Linked DNA regions of Homo sapiens: region 2 is linked to region 1. A link is a loop called in an ENCODE intact Hi-C map of the cell type or tissue named here. Cell type or tissue: heart left ventricle. All regions are shown on one strand. Each heading gives the region's core, and the rest is flanking DNA. Links, peaks and the distances in the headings are about the cores only. Region 1 overlaps HECW2 (HECT, C2 and WW domain containing E3 ubiquitin protein ligase 2). Region 2 overlaps HECW2 (HECT, C2 and WW domain containing E3 ubiquitin protein ligase 2).

Region 1 (8,081 bases), core at 3,777-6,276:
TTAGTATAGACCTTAATCTAATCTGACAGGTGTCCTTATAAGAAGAGGAAATTCTGACACACAGATAGACACCAGGGACATACATGCACAGAGGAAAGCCTATATGAGAACACAGCAAGAAGGTGACCACCTGAAGCCAAGGAGAGAAGCCTCAGAAGAAACCAAACTTGCCAACACCTTGATCTTATACTTCCAGCCTCCAGAATTGCAAGAAAATAAATTTCTGTTGTGTAAGTCACCCAGAGTGTGGTATTTTCTATGACAGCCCTAGCAAACCAATACAACATGATAACAGCAACCAAAAAAAGAGTTGGAGTGATAATATTAGTATCAGACAAAATAGACTTTAAGACAAAAATTGTTACTTAAGACAAAGAAGGATATTCTGTAATGATAAAAGGATCAATTGAAAAGGAAAACATAATGATTATAAACATATATGCACTTAACAACAAGGCAGCAAAATACATGGGCAAAAACTGACAAAGCTAAAGGGAGAAATGGACAACAATAGTCAGAGACATCAATATCCCACTTCTCCTCATGGATAAAACAACTAAAGATCAACAAGGACAGTTATAACACCAAAAGCACAAGGAACCATTTTTAAAAAGGTGAGTTGGATTTCATTAAATTTATAAACTTTTCTGCTTCAAAAGACACTATCAATAAAGTGAAAAAACAATCTACAAAACAGAAGAAAATATTTGCAAGGCATATATCTCTTAAGGGTCTAGTATCCATAATACAAGGAAGTCTTAAAACTCAACAATAAAAAGACAACTCTATTTTTTAAATTAGCAAAGAATTTGAATAGACAATTCCTCAAAGAAGATAGTTAAATAACCAATAAGCACATGAAAAAATGTTCAACATCATTAGTCATCATGGAAATACAAACGAAAACCTTAATGAAACACAACTTCACACCCGCTACAATGGCAAAAAAAAAAAAAAAAGTGGGAAAGAGGTGGAGAAACTGGAGCTCTCATACATCGATTAGAATATAAAATGTTGCACCTACTTTCTGTTAATCAGGTCCTCAAAACACAGATTTACCATATGGCCCACAATTTTACTCCTATATATATGCAAAAGAACTAAAAACATACATCCACACAAAAACTTTTACATAAATGTTCATAGCAGCATTATTCATAATAGCCGAAAAATGAGACCATCCTCATTGTCCATCAACTGATGGATGGATAAACAAAATGAACAAAACTCATGCAGTGAAATATTTGGTCATTTAAAGGAGTGAAGTAGTGACACATGCTACAACATGCATAAACCTTAAAAATATTATGCTAAGTGAAAGATGCAGTCACAAAAGACTTCATATTATATGATTTCATTCATACAAAATGTCCAGAATAGGCAAATCTAGAGTAGTGGTTAATAAGAGTTTGGGAGCAGGAAAAACGGGAAATAACTACTAATGGGTATGTAGTTTCTATTTAGAGGTGATGAAAAGGTTCAGGAATTAGATAGTGGTGATGGTTGCATACTGTTGTGAATGTACTAAAAAGTACTGAATTGACTGGGCATGATGGGTCACACCTGTAATTCCAGCACTTTGGGAGGCCAAGACAGGAGAATCACTTGAGGTCAGGAGTTCAAGACCAGCCTGGCCAACACGGCAAAACCCCATCTCTACTAAAAATACAAAAATAGCTGGGCATGGTGGCATGTGCCTGTAGTCCCAGCTACTCAGGAGGCTGAGGCATGAGAATCACTTGAACCTGGGAGGCAGACATTGCAGTGAGCTGAGATCACACCACTGAACTCCAGCCTGGACGATACAGTGAGACTCTATCTCAAAAAAATAAAAAATAAAAGATAAAAATAATAAGTACTGAATTATACACCTTAACATTGTGAATTTTACGGTATGTGAATTATACCTCAATAAAGCTGTTTTTTAAAATTTAGTTAGGAAAATGAACACCTACAGATAGACTTCCAAGATAGAAAATAAACTTTATTTTGTCTTATAATCAGTTCAGGTCAAGAAACATTCATTGATTTGGACTATGATAGATGCTAGGGATGTAAAGATAAATAAACCATGGACAGGCGCGGTGGCTCATGCCTGTAATCCCAGCACTCTGTGAGGACAAGGCAGGTGGATCACGAGGTCAGGAGATTGAGACCATCCTGGCTAACACGGTGAAACCCTATCTCTACTAAAAATACAAAAAATTAGCCGGGAGTGGTGGTGGGAGCCTGTAGTCCCAGCTACTCAGGAGGCTGAGGCAAGAGAATGATGTGAACCCAGGAGGCGGAGCTTGCAGTGAGCTGAGATTGTGCCACTGCACTCCAGCCTGGGTGACATAGTGAGACTCCATCTCGAAAAATAATAATAATAATAATAATAATAAATTATCCTTACCCTGAAGAAATTTAGTCTTTAACAAATACAATAAGTAGCAAATCATTAGGAAGAATTTTGGTTTCTTCACCTGGTTTTCACTCTCAAAATATGTAATTTTACCACAACAAACTTCAATTGAAAATCCAGCAAAATTCAATTTCGGTAGCCACCAAATTCAATAACCAGATGCTGAAGATAAACTAACTCAAATTCTAGCTACGGTTACACTTCTCTTCTAGCACAAGAAGGTTCCAGCTATGGTCCAGCATCCTTGCCCTGACTGCCTTGTTGCAGTGTGTGATCCTAGCTTGAGGATGCCAAGTAGTTTCTGTTTCTGTATCTCCTTGCCCTTGCCTCAACACCTGCTTACTGTTTTTACAAAACCTGGATTTTATTCCTTTAGGCACCTAACCCTTTCTTCAAACACCACTGAGGTTCTTCAGATTATCACAGATTTTAAATCAGGCCATCAAAGCATATACAGCTCCCTTCTTTTACGTCTTTTTATTTCATTTTCTTGGTAGAGATCCATAACACCTGTGTCTGGTGCCCTGCACTGAAGAAGCCAGGTATCAAAACCACCTCATACATTCAGTTGATCCAGAACAGGTACTGCGAACCAGACACAGACACCACAACAGCACGTGAATTTCGTTTGGCATGAGCTGTTCTGAAAACAGTATACTTAACCAACAAATTACACCCAAGAGATGTTTTACATACAAACTTACATGTAATTAAGTTTAGCTTCACTTGAAAAATCTGAAGATTTGGCCATGGTGGGTCCAAATTCCCATGTGGCAACAATAAGGTGAGCCAAGTGGGGACACTGCCTTTCCTTTTGATGAAGTGTGTCTCTCCATGATCCTCACCACTCCACAAGGCTACCATGCACAACACATCCAGCTGGTTTCATTTGTGACCTGTTGGCTCTGGAGGTATTGGAGTTTGAGACAAGTCCATGTTCAGGGAGTTAGAAGTTGTGTCCAATCATAAAGTGATCTCTTGGTTTAGGGTCGTATTGCCATGCTCCTCTACTTATGACAACCTCTCCTAGTTTCTCATGCCAACAACTGCTTCTTCTTCCTGTAATCACCAATCCTAAATATCACCTACATACCTGAACTACCCCAGGGAACTCCTGCAGAGGTATCTTCTGGCCTGGCAAGCTCCTATATGAAGTAGCAAAATTCCAGATCACATGGCAGAAGGCACTGAGGATCTCATCCACAGACTGATGAAATCTTCATTTCCACACTTACTTCTCTTTGAAGATAAATACTCCTAAATTTCTGAGTTCTGATGATTTAAAATGATGTTTCTCAAACTTTACTGTGCATCCAACATATGTGAGGATCTTTTAAAAATGCAGATTCAAATTCAATAAGTCTGGTGTGGTGCCTGAGATTCTGCATTTCCAACAAGCTCCCTGGTGATCCTGATGCTGCCTGGACTGTGGACCACACTTTGAATAGCAAGGAGTTAGAAGACTTACGAAGGAAGAAAGTTCTGAGATGAGAGTTATCTGAATGAACTAGGCCTCCAAGACTTGACTTTCTGACATTTTAAAAGTCCAAAATGTTAATCTTTTAGTATCCTGTGTCAATTAATATCTGATCTATATAAATAACAACCCTTCATAATGGTCCATGAAGAAGAAATAGATGGTTCCTTTAGCCATTAGGCATTGGTTATTGAATATTCACTATGTGATCAATACTGGGCATTACACAGGGGCATCTGCCAAGTTTCCATATATTTAGAGTGCTTAAAATCTAGGTGGCAAGAAGACTAATGGAAAACAATAACTAGTGTACCACCTAAAACAGCAGATGATTAAGATTTTAATTGCTACAAACGAGTGATTCCCAAGAGGGTAGCATATCAGCATCTGGGTGGAAGGCTAAACACACTGTCTCCCAACTCCTCCTATAAGATACTTACTCCACCCTTACTCTTACTGTCAATCACTGACAAGGGAAACTACACTGAATTCCAGGAATGGCATATTCTTCAGAAGGATGAGGTGGGAAAAATGACAAAAACCACTGTTTTTAAATTGCATACAGAAGGGCAATGGAGACCTGGGGCCTGAAAGAGTAAGTAGAAGTGGTGGGCATTCCAGGTGGGAGTTGCTTCCTGTGGTAAAAGTACTGAGGTGGAGATGAGTCTAGGGTATTTATGGGACAGGAAGAAGACCTGTCTAATTAAAGTAAACTAGAGTGTCCCACTCACCATCACCCTATTTTTAGTGGAGGAAGCATGGAAACTATCTCCTAAAAACCTGATGACCACCTGTTAAAAACACTGAAGAGATATTTCTTTACAGAAAGGCTAAACTAGTTTACCTCTCAGATCCTTTCCAATTTTTCCTCAAGTGCAGAACAAAATTCTGATTCTTCTCCAACCCATAATTCTAAATTGAATCACTTGTCTTGCCTGCTGTTGACCATGGCAGACAAGTGAAGAGAATGTGGATGTGTAAAACTCCCTATAAATTAAAAAAAAAAAAACCTAAATCACTGCATTAGGTTAAGCATTCCATTGCTGCTTAGCATCCCCAGTTCTCTAAGACTGTTCTCATAGGGCTATTTTCAACTCTGTCATCAATCATCTTTGTTACTCTTCCCTGAACCCTTTCCAAATTATCCTCATCCTTCTTATATAGGCAAGTGATGAATTACACTTCAGGTTTTCCCTGAGCACTCCATCTAAAGGAAGTCTCAGTTACACAACATTCTCTGCCAAAGCCCACCTCGACAAAGCACTTAATGTACTTCCAACTAGGTTTTTTCATTTGTTGCTTATGAAATATTTAAAATATACATTTAGAAGTTCATATTGTTAAGAAGTTAATATAACAGTAGCCCATATACCAAATATTACTTCCTTAATTTATGGTCAATGTGGACATCTAACTCTCTAATAAAAAAAATTCATAGTCTAAGATTGTGGCATATGGTTTTACTTGCTAATAATTTTCCCTTCCTTGTTTGTCTTTGCCATGATTCACTGTGGCCTAAGTATATTACTGAGGTATACCATACATACCAACGCCCAGATTTAACAAACATTAATATTTTTGCCTTGTTTTGCAATTATATACTTATTTATTTATTCATATATGTGTGGCCTGTTTTCCATTAGATTCTGTCTTATCTGGACAGAGCCATGTCTGATTATTAACCTCTTTTATACCCATTACTTAGCATAGAGCCTGGCATATAAGGTTCAATGAATAATGCATGAATGACTTTTGTCCTAGTATTAAATAAGGGCCATCACAATGGATGACTTATTAAACAAAAGACAATGATTCCATCTTTATTAAAAGTCCAAAGAGGGGAAAAAGGAAATGAGTCTTTATTAAAGAATGGGGTTTACATTTAAATGCATGCTATAGCTGGATATCGGACATTAGGATGAGTTAGTTGAGCAAGGTACAGAACTTCCCTTCCCTAGGGGCTCCTTTCCCTTGTTCCCTGAATAGCACATATATCTGCCTAGATAACAGTGATACAGAAGATGAGCTCTTCTAGCTCGTGTAGCTTAGAGATGCCAACTCAATGGCTTAAAGAAGGAGAGAACAAAGGAGGAGAAGGAGAAAGAGAAGAGAGGAAAAAATGGAGGGAGGAAGGGGTGGGGGCCTATACGGAGGGTATCCAATACCACTATAAGACCAGAAGAAATCATTCATTTTTTCTAGATTATGCCAATGGCAATAAAGATTATGTCCTGAAAACCTTAGAGTATGAAGTCCATTTGGATAAAATGAAGTGAAGCCTAAGGCAAAAACTTAAGAAAGATCATATCCAACTGTCAGAGAAATCTGACAGTTTTCTCTACCTCCTTCAGCCTGTACTCCCTGCCACCCAATATCTTCATGCAAAATCCTAAAAGTCTGGGTCCCTCCTGCCATGGTTCTCTACATGCTCTCAAATACCAAATATACACTCGTGTCTACTCCCCATCAAAACTTACTGGGTCTAAGTTCTATTACTTTGAGCTCTTATTCTTCTAGCAGGTCACTGAGAGATACTATGCTTATGATATAAATGGCTGTCTATTACTGAAAATATCACTTCCTTAATTTACAGTCAATGTGAACTTCCAACTCCCTAATAAAAAATTTCATAGTCTAAGATTGTGGCATATTGTTTTATTTGTTAATAATTCTCCCTTCCCTCTCTGTCCTTGCCACAGTTCACCACGGGCTAAGCATATGACTTAGGTATACCACTTGATATAACACAAATCATTTCTAATCACTGTCATAAGGAAATGTTTTTCTTGCTCCAAAGATATCTTACTCCACAGATAAAATATTACACGAGCACCTTTCCACTATGCAGCTAGCATATGTCAGCTTGGGGAAGCAGTCTTACACTCACTGCCCATCACTTTGCACAGCAAACTCACAGACACAGGGGCCACAGTTTGGTTGAATCCATAGTTTCCACTGTTTCTTTTTGTATTTCCTCAAGATCAGAGGGTATTACGTCTTCTCCATGAAGTGGGTAGCATGTGGATTGGCTTCTTTCTAAGTACAACTCCTTTTCTTCATGAAGCCATCACCTTATCTGTACCTGAGCCCAGTACCCTGTCAGTTCTGTCCCGAGCAACTTTTCCACTCTCATGAATAATGGTTAACCAAAAAAAAAAAAACAAAAAAAAACTCTTCCTATAGCACAAGTTTTCAGTGACAAATGAACAAAAGCATCACCGAGCACTCATTTCTGAACAAATGCCAAAAGCTGATTCATTCTCTGCATGACATCGGTGGTTTCATCCAACCATAAAGTGAAATATCTGCTAGCGTGCACTTGATAGTAATCGCTCTTCCACACTCCACTCCACTGATATTATGCCACAGCCAACCATGTTATTTGACAAAGGAGTTTTGTCAATAACTTCTGGTTTCTCTCTAAGGATAATGTTTGTCTTTAACTTTCCAGCTGATTTTCCAAGTGTCTCTTCAATAATATGACTCATACTTATTTTGCTACAAGGATCCTTTAATGATGCTAATAGAATTATAATCTCTTACCTACCTTTAGCCATATAATACATTAATTTTATAAAGGAAAGCATTATTGTGTGCCTGTCCTAGAAAACTTCAATAGTATAACAGAGAAGCCACTGTGCTTTGTTCGAAAATGACACAAAAACATCCATGGCTTCATGCCACTATTGGACAAAGTTTCATAACAGGCAACGATTACGGATTCATTTGGTCCTAATGGGGATAGCAAGTCCAATAAAAAATAGTTTTGAGATAGTCATTGTCATATTTCCATTTGCACTTTTCAATTTCAGCTACTGTTCTGAAATTGTCACTCTCAGAGATTCCCTTGTCTCTATACATACATATTCCCATTTTATATGCAGTGGGATTCAGTTCTCTAAGTATGTTTATGGTATTCTGAAATGTAGCATTTACAGTACTATTTTCATCACTATTTTTACACTTCAATGAACTACTTTTGAACCACTTATCTAGTTTTGTGAAATGGGAATACAATTTAAGAACAGCAAAAACAAAAAATATTCTTTTAACAAATAAAAAATAAGTAAATGATATAAAAATTATATTAACAAACATGAAGTGGACCATTAACAAAATGTAAGCTATACGCACTCACCAGTGCAGTCTTTGCAGCACAAATACAATCTTAAATATTATAATAAGTTTTAAGAACATAAG
Region 2 (8,081 bases), core at 2,307-4,806, 110 kb before region 1:
GATTCCTCAAAGAACTTAAAACAGAATTATCATTTGACCCAGCAATCCTATTATTGGATATATACATAAAGGAATATAAATTGTTCTGTCATAAAGACACATGCACATATATGTTCACTGCAGCACTACCCACAAAAGCAAAGACATAGAATTAACCTAAATGCCCATCAACAGTAGACTGGATGAAGAAAATGTTATACATATACACCATGGAATACTAGGCAGCCATATAAAAGAATGAGATTATGTTCTTTGCAGCAACATTGATGGACCTGGAGGCCATTATCCTAAGTGAATTGATGCAGGAACAGAAAACCAAATACTACATGTTCTCACTTACAAGTAGGGGCTAAACAATGAGAACACATGGACACTAAGAGGGGAACAAGGGACACTGGGACCTACTTGACAGTGGAAGAAAGGAGGAGGGAGAGGATCAGAAAAAACAACTACCGGGTACTAAGTATAATATCTGGGTGATGAAATAATCTGTACACCAAACCCCCATGGCACACAGCTTACCTATAAAACAAACCTGCATGTGTAGCCCTGAACCTAAAACAAAAGTTTAAAAAAAAAAAAAAAAGAAAAGCAAGAGAGAACCTAAAAGTCACTTATAGACGAATGGATATACTGTGGCATTCTCAAACTTTAGAGAATGCAGCTGTGGGAATGAATGAACTAGATTTACCCATAATCAACCACATTTAGAGGGCGAAAAAAAAATAGTTGTAGTCAAATGTATGCTATATATTGTATGTAGGTACTGCATAAAGTTTAAAACGTTCAAAACAGGCTGGGTGTGGTGGCTCATGCCTGTAATCCCAGCACTTTGGGAGGCCAAGACAGGAGGATCACTTGAGGTCAGGAGTTCAATACCAGCCTGGCCAACATGGAGAAACCCTGTCTCTACTAAAAATACAAAAATTTGGGGGTGGTCAGGGGCGGGGGGCGCCTGTAATCCCAGCTACTCGAGAGGCTGAGGTGGGAGAACCACTTGAACCTGAGAGGTGGAGGCTGCAGTGGGCTGAGATTGCACCACTGCACTCCAGCCTGGGTGACAGAGACTCCGTCAAAAAAAAAAAAAAAAAAAAAAAGTGAAATAGTAACTCACTGTTTAGGACCCAAACATAGGTCTATAGTTACATGGAAATTTAAAAAGGCAGATCAGAATAGTGGATCTCTGTAGGAGGAAGATGACTTTTTTTTCTTTTTCTTTTTCTTTTTTTTTGAGATGGAGTTTCACTCTGGTTGCCCAGGCTGGAGTGCAATGGCGCGATTTCAGCTCACTGCAACTTCCACCTCCCGGGCTCAATCGATTCTCCTGCCTCACCCTCCCAAGTAGCTGAGATTACAGGCATGCATCACCACATCCAGCTAATTTTGTATTTTTAGTAGAGACGGGGTTTCGCCATGTTGGCCAGGCTGGTTCCGAACCCCTGATCTCAAGTGATCCACCCGCCTTGGCCTCCCAAAGTGCTGGGATTCCGGGCCGGAGCCACCGCACTCAGCTGGAAGGTAACTTTTTTAAGGTGGTGGATTAAAACATGCACATTTGTCATATTACATTTTATACTTTTGTATGTCTTAAATATTTCATAATGAAATTGTAGAATCTTGTCCTGGTTAATTGGTTACCACACTCCCATAATAGATAACTGAAACAGATAACTGATAGCAATTGATCGTGACCAGAAGTTGTACTCAAGACACATTTATTCTGAAGTTTACTAAAAACCACATTTTTCAAAAATCAAACTAGGATAAGTGTGATAGCTCCAAAAGAACCATTTGCATGTACTGAATAATGTTTTGTTTTCTAAATCAGTAGCTTCCAAAGTGGAGTGCATTGGGCCACAAGAAGAAAATATTGGAACTATGTGTTTTTCCATAAAATCCTTTCAATTTCTAGGTTTCATCTGTTATAGAAAATACATAACAGACACAAATCTAAATTAATTTATATAATATATTCCTGCACAGTGGTATGTCATGTCATTTATAAATCATTTTTTACTGATCAAAGTGCAAGGTCTAAAAAGTTTAAAAACCACTGTTAGGGATGACCATTAATGGACTTTCTAAACCACCTGTCCAAGTAACCTACATCCAGACCCTGAAAGTTAAAAATAGAGATTATACAGGAGGACTGGATTTTTTTTAGAGATAATTTATTAGTCAAAAAATATCTTGAACTAGATGACTAAAACTACAGTCTGAAAATAGCCTATGTCTGCCAACTTTCTACAGACCAAATTTCATATCAGGCTTCAAGACAAAGGTTGACATAACTGCCAACCAGTGCAGTAACAGGTCTGGCCTTATTCGTGTTGGATGCTTTGCTTGAAAAAGATAATAAATCACTTGAAAAGCCCACGTGGGAACAGGACACAATCTAGGAAACTGAATGCCACTCTGTAACACAAGTGCTAAATTAACATTCTCCAACTGCTTCCAGCTATTGATATTCATTTTGGAACAGGCAGGACATATTTAGAAAATGGCACATCACCAGAAAATGTGAGTGAGAGTGTGGGCTTTTGCCTGATACAATGCAGCGAGAATTTTTCTAGAACCAACTTCAGGAGGCAGAAAAGAAAACTCTGTTTCACAAACCTTTTAGATTAGAGTGTAATCTTCCAATAAAATAAGTTATACGAAATCAAGTAGTATCATCTTACTATAAATAACTATTCAAAGAAGCAGTATTTTAAAATAAACTCCTCCTCTTGGCCTTCAAGCTAGTGATCTTGGTTACTGCCAATAGCATTCATAATAAACAGGATATAGTTTTGTCAAATGTTTAGCAAAGTATTATAAATATGCTTTTGGTGAAAATAAGTATTCAATATCTTTTGGGGACAATGAGAGGACTATTCACATGTACCACTTATCAATTTAACAATGAGCAGATAATGTAAGAAAGTGCACATCAGCCAGCTACCATAATGGCTTGCATTTTGGCAGAAGTAGAAATGGAGGTGGGTGGATACCACAAATATCATTAGTCATAAATTGAGAGACATTAATATATTTATTAGGATAGTGTGCATTTTACCTTAATAATAATGATGTTCTCCCACCAGGCAGGCAAAAGAAAGCCTTCTCAAAGAATTCTTCACAAACATTCATTTGGACACCAGCTCAGAAAATCTCACTAAAGGTCACAGGCCTTTAGTAGACACAGACATCTATTTTGTACCTTGCTGTAAGGAAGCTACATAGCTCTATATGTGCAAAGCTTATATAGAAAGCTATCTGTCATTTCATATCTGACAATGGAAGCAATTCTCATTCTATCTCCATTGCCATCTTTTTTTAGGATTGATTCCTACAAGGTACAGCATGGAATGTTATAATTTCATACCAGGGTAGGTAAGTTTTTGATAAAAGCACTTGCTGAGATTTCTAATTTCTTCCCTCAAGGGCATGAAACTAAGCAAATTAATCACTCTAACATCTAGACTCTTAAGGCAGAGGCCCATTTATTAGAATATGTTCAATAGCAGAAGACATGCTATGTATCATCACACGCCCGCACCTGATCCTCAACTCTCTGGGCCCAGCGAGCAGCATCGTTACAGACGCTTAACACAGTTTAACGAATTTCTCTGATACACCAACAGTGGCTTGGTCCATGGTTCCACGGCTCTGCCTCCCAGGGACCATCAACAACCAAAGGCCCTTTCTCAGTGGTTTTCTTTGAGATGTTCAGAAGACACCCACACACACCTAACACTGCCCCCACCCACCTGGTTCTGTACCCTTATAGAGTTGAACAGTTCTCCCTTCCAGCCAAGGGCAGAAATGAGGAACCTGCCAGATCGGAGAGTTCCCAAATCTAATCACCATTTATGCTAGAATTCCTTCAGCTGCAAATAATGGTAGGGAAGGAGAAGGGAGTGGGGAGAATAAAGGAGATGGGGGGAGAGGGAGGGAGGGGATGCGCAAAGGGAAGAGGGGAGATAGGAAGATGAGGAGGGAGAAAGAGAGTGAAGGGAGGGGAGGGGAGAGAGACGAGGGGAGGGAAAAAAGGAGGGCGGCTCACATAACTGAAAAATTGAGGAGTGGGTCTCCTACCTTCAGACATAGCCAGATCCAGGGGATATTATCAGAACTTCACCTCTTTTTCCCGATTTCTAACCTCTGCTTTTCTCTGCATGATCCCCACTTACTAGCAGGGTCTCATCTTAGCAGTGACAAGATATCTGCCAGCAGCACCAGGCCTACATCTTCCCAGCTTTAAATTCAGTGAAAAGACAGGATCTCTTTCTAAAGCACTGCAATAAAATTTCCAGAATGAAAACTCATCAGCTTAATTGGCCTCTGTTGGTTATCTGCCCATTTGTGAACCAATCACTGTGGTCTGAGAGGTGCAAGGACTCCTCTGATTGGCCTGGCCTGGGCCATTTGCCCACTTCCGGCATCAGAAGGAAGGACAGTTTCAAAAGGCAAACTGGGTGTTGCTACAGGAGAGCATTCAGGCAAACCACAGCCAATCTCAGGACTCTCCTTGTTCTGCCTTGTCTTCAAATCCTCTTGCACATTTTTCCAGCCTCGGACCCGCTGTGCCTCACCATGTTCATCTAGCATAGGACCCTCAATACATTTCTCTGACACAGGGAAAACCCATTTGGTGTAGTGAATGACCCTAGAGTCAAACAGCCTGGGTTCTAATTCTGGCTCTATCATTTTAGCAAGCTGTATAATCTCTCCGTGCCTCAGTTTCCTCATCAAAAAAAAAAAGGCAGGTGGGCTGGGAGCAGTGGCTCATGCCTGTAATCCCAGCATTTTGGGAGGCCTAGGTGGGCAGATCACCTGAGGTCAGGAGTTTGAGACCAGCCTGGCCAACATGGCAAAACCCCATCTCTACTGAAAATACAAAACTTAGCCGGGTGTGGTGGCGCATGCCTGTGGTCCCAGCTATTAGGTCGCTGAGGCACTAGAATCACTTGAACCCAGGAGGCAAAGGTTGCAATAAACCGGGATTGTGCCACTGCACTCCAGCCTGGATGACAAAGCGAGACTCCATCTCAAAAAAAAAAAAAAAAGGCAGGCGACAATGGCACATCTATCAAGTTGTTGGGGCAAAAAATAAGATGACACAGGCAAAGTGCTTAAAACAGTGCCCAGCAGAAAGTTATCTCTCAATAAATGTTAGGAATTAAGTCTTCTAACAGAGTCATTTTGAAAAAGTTCAGTTAATAACTATCAAGTAGATTTTTTTTAATCCACAAGACATTAAACATCTAACAATCTAAAAAGATTATAGTTAATTTACATTTTGTCCAAAGCTCTCACTGGTTTTATATTGTGACAATTATCTAATTTGGTTACTGATAAATTCAGAAAAGAAGGGAGCTTAAAATTTGGGGTACACAGAACAGTGGAATTCTGAACTGTAAAAGATTGAGGTTTTTCAGCTGGGTGCAATGGCTCATGCCTGTAATTCCAGCAGTTTAGGAGGCCAAGGCAGGAGGATCACTTGAGGCCAGGAGTTCAAAACCAGACCTGGCAACATGACAAGACCCCATCTCCACAAAAAAAAAAAAAAAAAAAAAAAAAAAAGGAAAACAACTTTAAAAATTAGCCAGGCGTGGTGGCACACACCTGTAATCCTAGCTACTTGGGAGGCTGAGGTGAGAGGATCACTTGAGCCCAGGAGTTTGAGGTTAACAGGAGCTGTGATTACACCACTGCACTCCTGTGTAGGTGAGGTTTTTTCCCTGGAGGGAAAAGCGAAAAAAAAAAAAAAATTAGAAGTAATATCATGACCTCAACTTATTAAAAGAAAAAGCTAAATGAATACATGCAAATGAGAAATTGGCCATATTTAATATGTGGAAGAATGTTGTAATGAATATTTTTCCAGCAGTTGTCTAATAAAAATTTGGTCTATTCAATTCATCAAATTGCTGCCATTAAAAAACATCAAACTCAATCAAAATTCCTTTATTAAAGTTAGAAATTAATAGACCATTTGTATGAAATCTTACATGCTTTTTAAAATAAAGAAAACAGTTCTTCCAGGCAGTTCTCAGCTTTCAAGTGTTTCAGAAGGAAAAGTCTAAATGGGATACATAATGCATTTTTCCTCAAAATCCCTTCAACTGTCACAGGGGATTTCATTTTCAATAGAGCCATAATTTCACACAAAGTCTATGCTATTAATTTATCTCCCTTTAATCCTTTTCAAATAATCACAAAAATCTGAATGAGTGCTACATATTTCTTTTACATGAAATCTGAATAAAACTGACAGAAACATTCCAAGCTCCCACTGGCAGGCTTGGAAGGAGGCTTGGAAAGAAGCGGGTACAAGGACCACCCCTGTCTTCTAGGAGTTAAACACCTCACAGAGAGGCTGGGTGCAGTGACTCACACCTGTAATCCCAGCATTTTGGGAGGCTGAGGCGGGTGGATCACCTGAGGTCAGGAGTTCGAGACCAGTCTGGCCAACATGGCGAAACCCCGTCTCTACTGAAAATACAAAAATTAGCCGAACATGGTGGCACGTGCCTGTAATTCCAGCTACTAGGGGGGCTGAGGCAGAAGGATCACTTGAACCTGGGAGGCGGAGGTTGCAGTGAGCCGAGATCATGCCACTGCACTCCAGCCTGGGCAACAGAGTGAGATTCTGTCTCAAAAAACAAACAAACATCCAAAAAACAAAACAAAAACAAACAAAAAAAAACTCACAGAGTACACAAGTCCCACTCATGAACCGTGTCTCTAAAGAAACTTAGACACTTGGTTGTGAGGCACAGAAACAGCAGAAAATTCAAAAGGAGAAATCAGAGTGTCACCACATCAGGAGTGGCTTCAGGCCAAGAAGGGACCTGATCTAGGCTCTGAGGAGCTGTAGGATTTGGACAGGCAGAAAGGAGAAGGAAAAACATCCCACTGAAGTCCCTGCTCAACTAACTCACAATGGTTCTTGTGACATTTCCACAGATGAGTCTCCTGGCTGCTGGTCTGTGATGGTATTACTACTTTTACTGTCCAGTGATATAAAAAGCAGGTTTCACATTGCCCAGTAGCTTTGCAGTCACTGTTATCTATCTAGTTCTTTAAGTTTAAACATTCTGTTACTTATACCCAACAAACTGAGTGGATTAAAACGGTATCTTGAACGGGAATAATTATTATTATCACTATTCATTTTAACTTCACTCTCAACAGTTACTTTTTACCTAATCCCCACAAACATTTTCATGAAGAACTTATCATTAAAAAAAGTATGTCAAAAGAGTCAGAGGAGACCCCCAACTCAGCAGAAGAAGCAATCCAGCCCTACAATGGAGGACAGGGCAGTTTAAGGCCCTAGAAAGCTACCTTCCTCTCTATGTCATGGGAATTTCTGTGCTGATGTGCATCCCCAAATAGAAACTCACCCACAGCACCAGTTAGAACAAGCAGGAGCCAGGGCTACAGCCAAGACAACCTCTATTTGTGGTACATAGAAGAGGGGTCATCTTACGGCAAACTTGATGATTACTGGGTTTTATCCCAAGAGAAAGAAGAGGCCAAGCGGCACTCATTAGGACCCCACTTTGTGAAGAGCAACACAGCCAATGTGAGGGCCAACAAGAGGGGTACATAATTCAGAACAATACAGTAGAGCATCAGCTCACTCCACTGGGATGCAAAGTTTCCCTCTCCTTTTCCAATGTAATGGATAAAGAAGAAGTGGTGCAGAAAATTGATCACTGCGAGCACATACAAGTTGATGGCAAAATAAGAAAGTGAACCCAGGGCCTTTCACACCACTTCTAACTCTATCTCAGCCACACATCTTCTCCTTCTCTCCCAAAAGGAAATTTTTTATCTAAAACCCCCAAAGTACCTTTGGCACTTGGCATAATATTCATCATTCTGTTATAGACATAAAAACAACAAGGAGCAATAATTTATGTTTGGCAGCAAGATTGCATGCTCTTTCACTGCCAAGGTCCTGAGGCTTTCATCAGTAAGGAGTTTCCAATCTCCAGAACAAGAAGTGCTACTGGCATTTGGGTGGAACAGTTCTTCCTTGTGCAGGGATGTGTCCAGTATTGCAGAACAGTGTTCACTAAATTCCA

The links. Peaks named below come from ENCODE experiments on the same cell type or tissue, not always from the same donor. Only the 100,000 strongest peaks of a DNase experiment are listed, where the experiment ranks them.
Region 2: it touches region 1 in a loop (2.5-fold over the local background); 17 of 110 quality-filtered maps call a loop at or near these places.

The regions. Positions count from the first base shown.
Region 1 is chr2:196,579,712-196,587,792 of GRCh38, forward strand. All of the region lies in intron 1 of HECW2 (HECT, C2 and WW domain containing E3 ubiquitin protein ligase 2), which reads right to left. Among named protein-coding and RNA genes, the nearest start is that of HECW2, 9.8 kb to the right of the region's middle. In heart left ventricle, for the core only: no CTCF peak of the experiment used is centred there; no DNase peak of the experiment used is centred there.
Region 2 is chr2:196,471,408-196,479,488 of GRCh38, forward strand. The region is part of intron 1 of HECW2 (HECT, C2 and WW domain containing E3 ubiquitin protein ligase 2); the gene reads right to left. LOC105373821 (a long non-coding RNA gene) reads left to right here. Exons shown (of 5, transcript XR_007087827.1): 3 at 3,323-3,375; 4 at 3,773-3,884; 5 at 4,179-4,306. Among named protein-coding and RNA genes, the nearest start is that of HECW2, 120 kb to the right of the region's middle. In heart left ventricle, for the core only: no CTCF peak of the experiment used is centred there; no DNase peak of the experiment used is centred there; H3K27ac peaks cover 230 bases.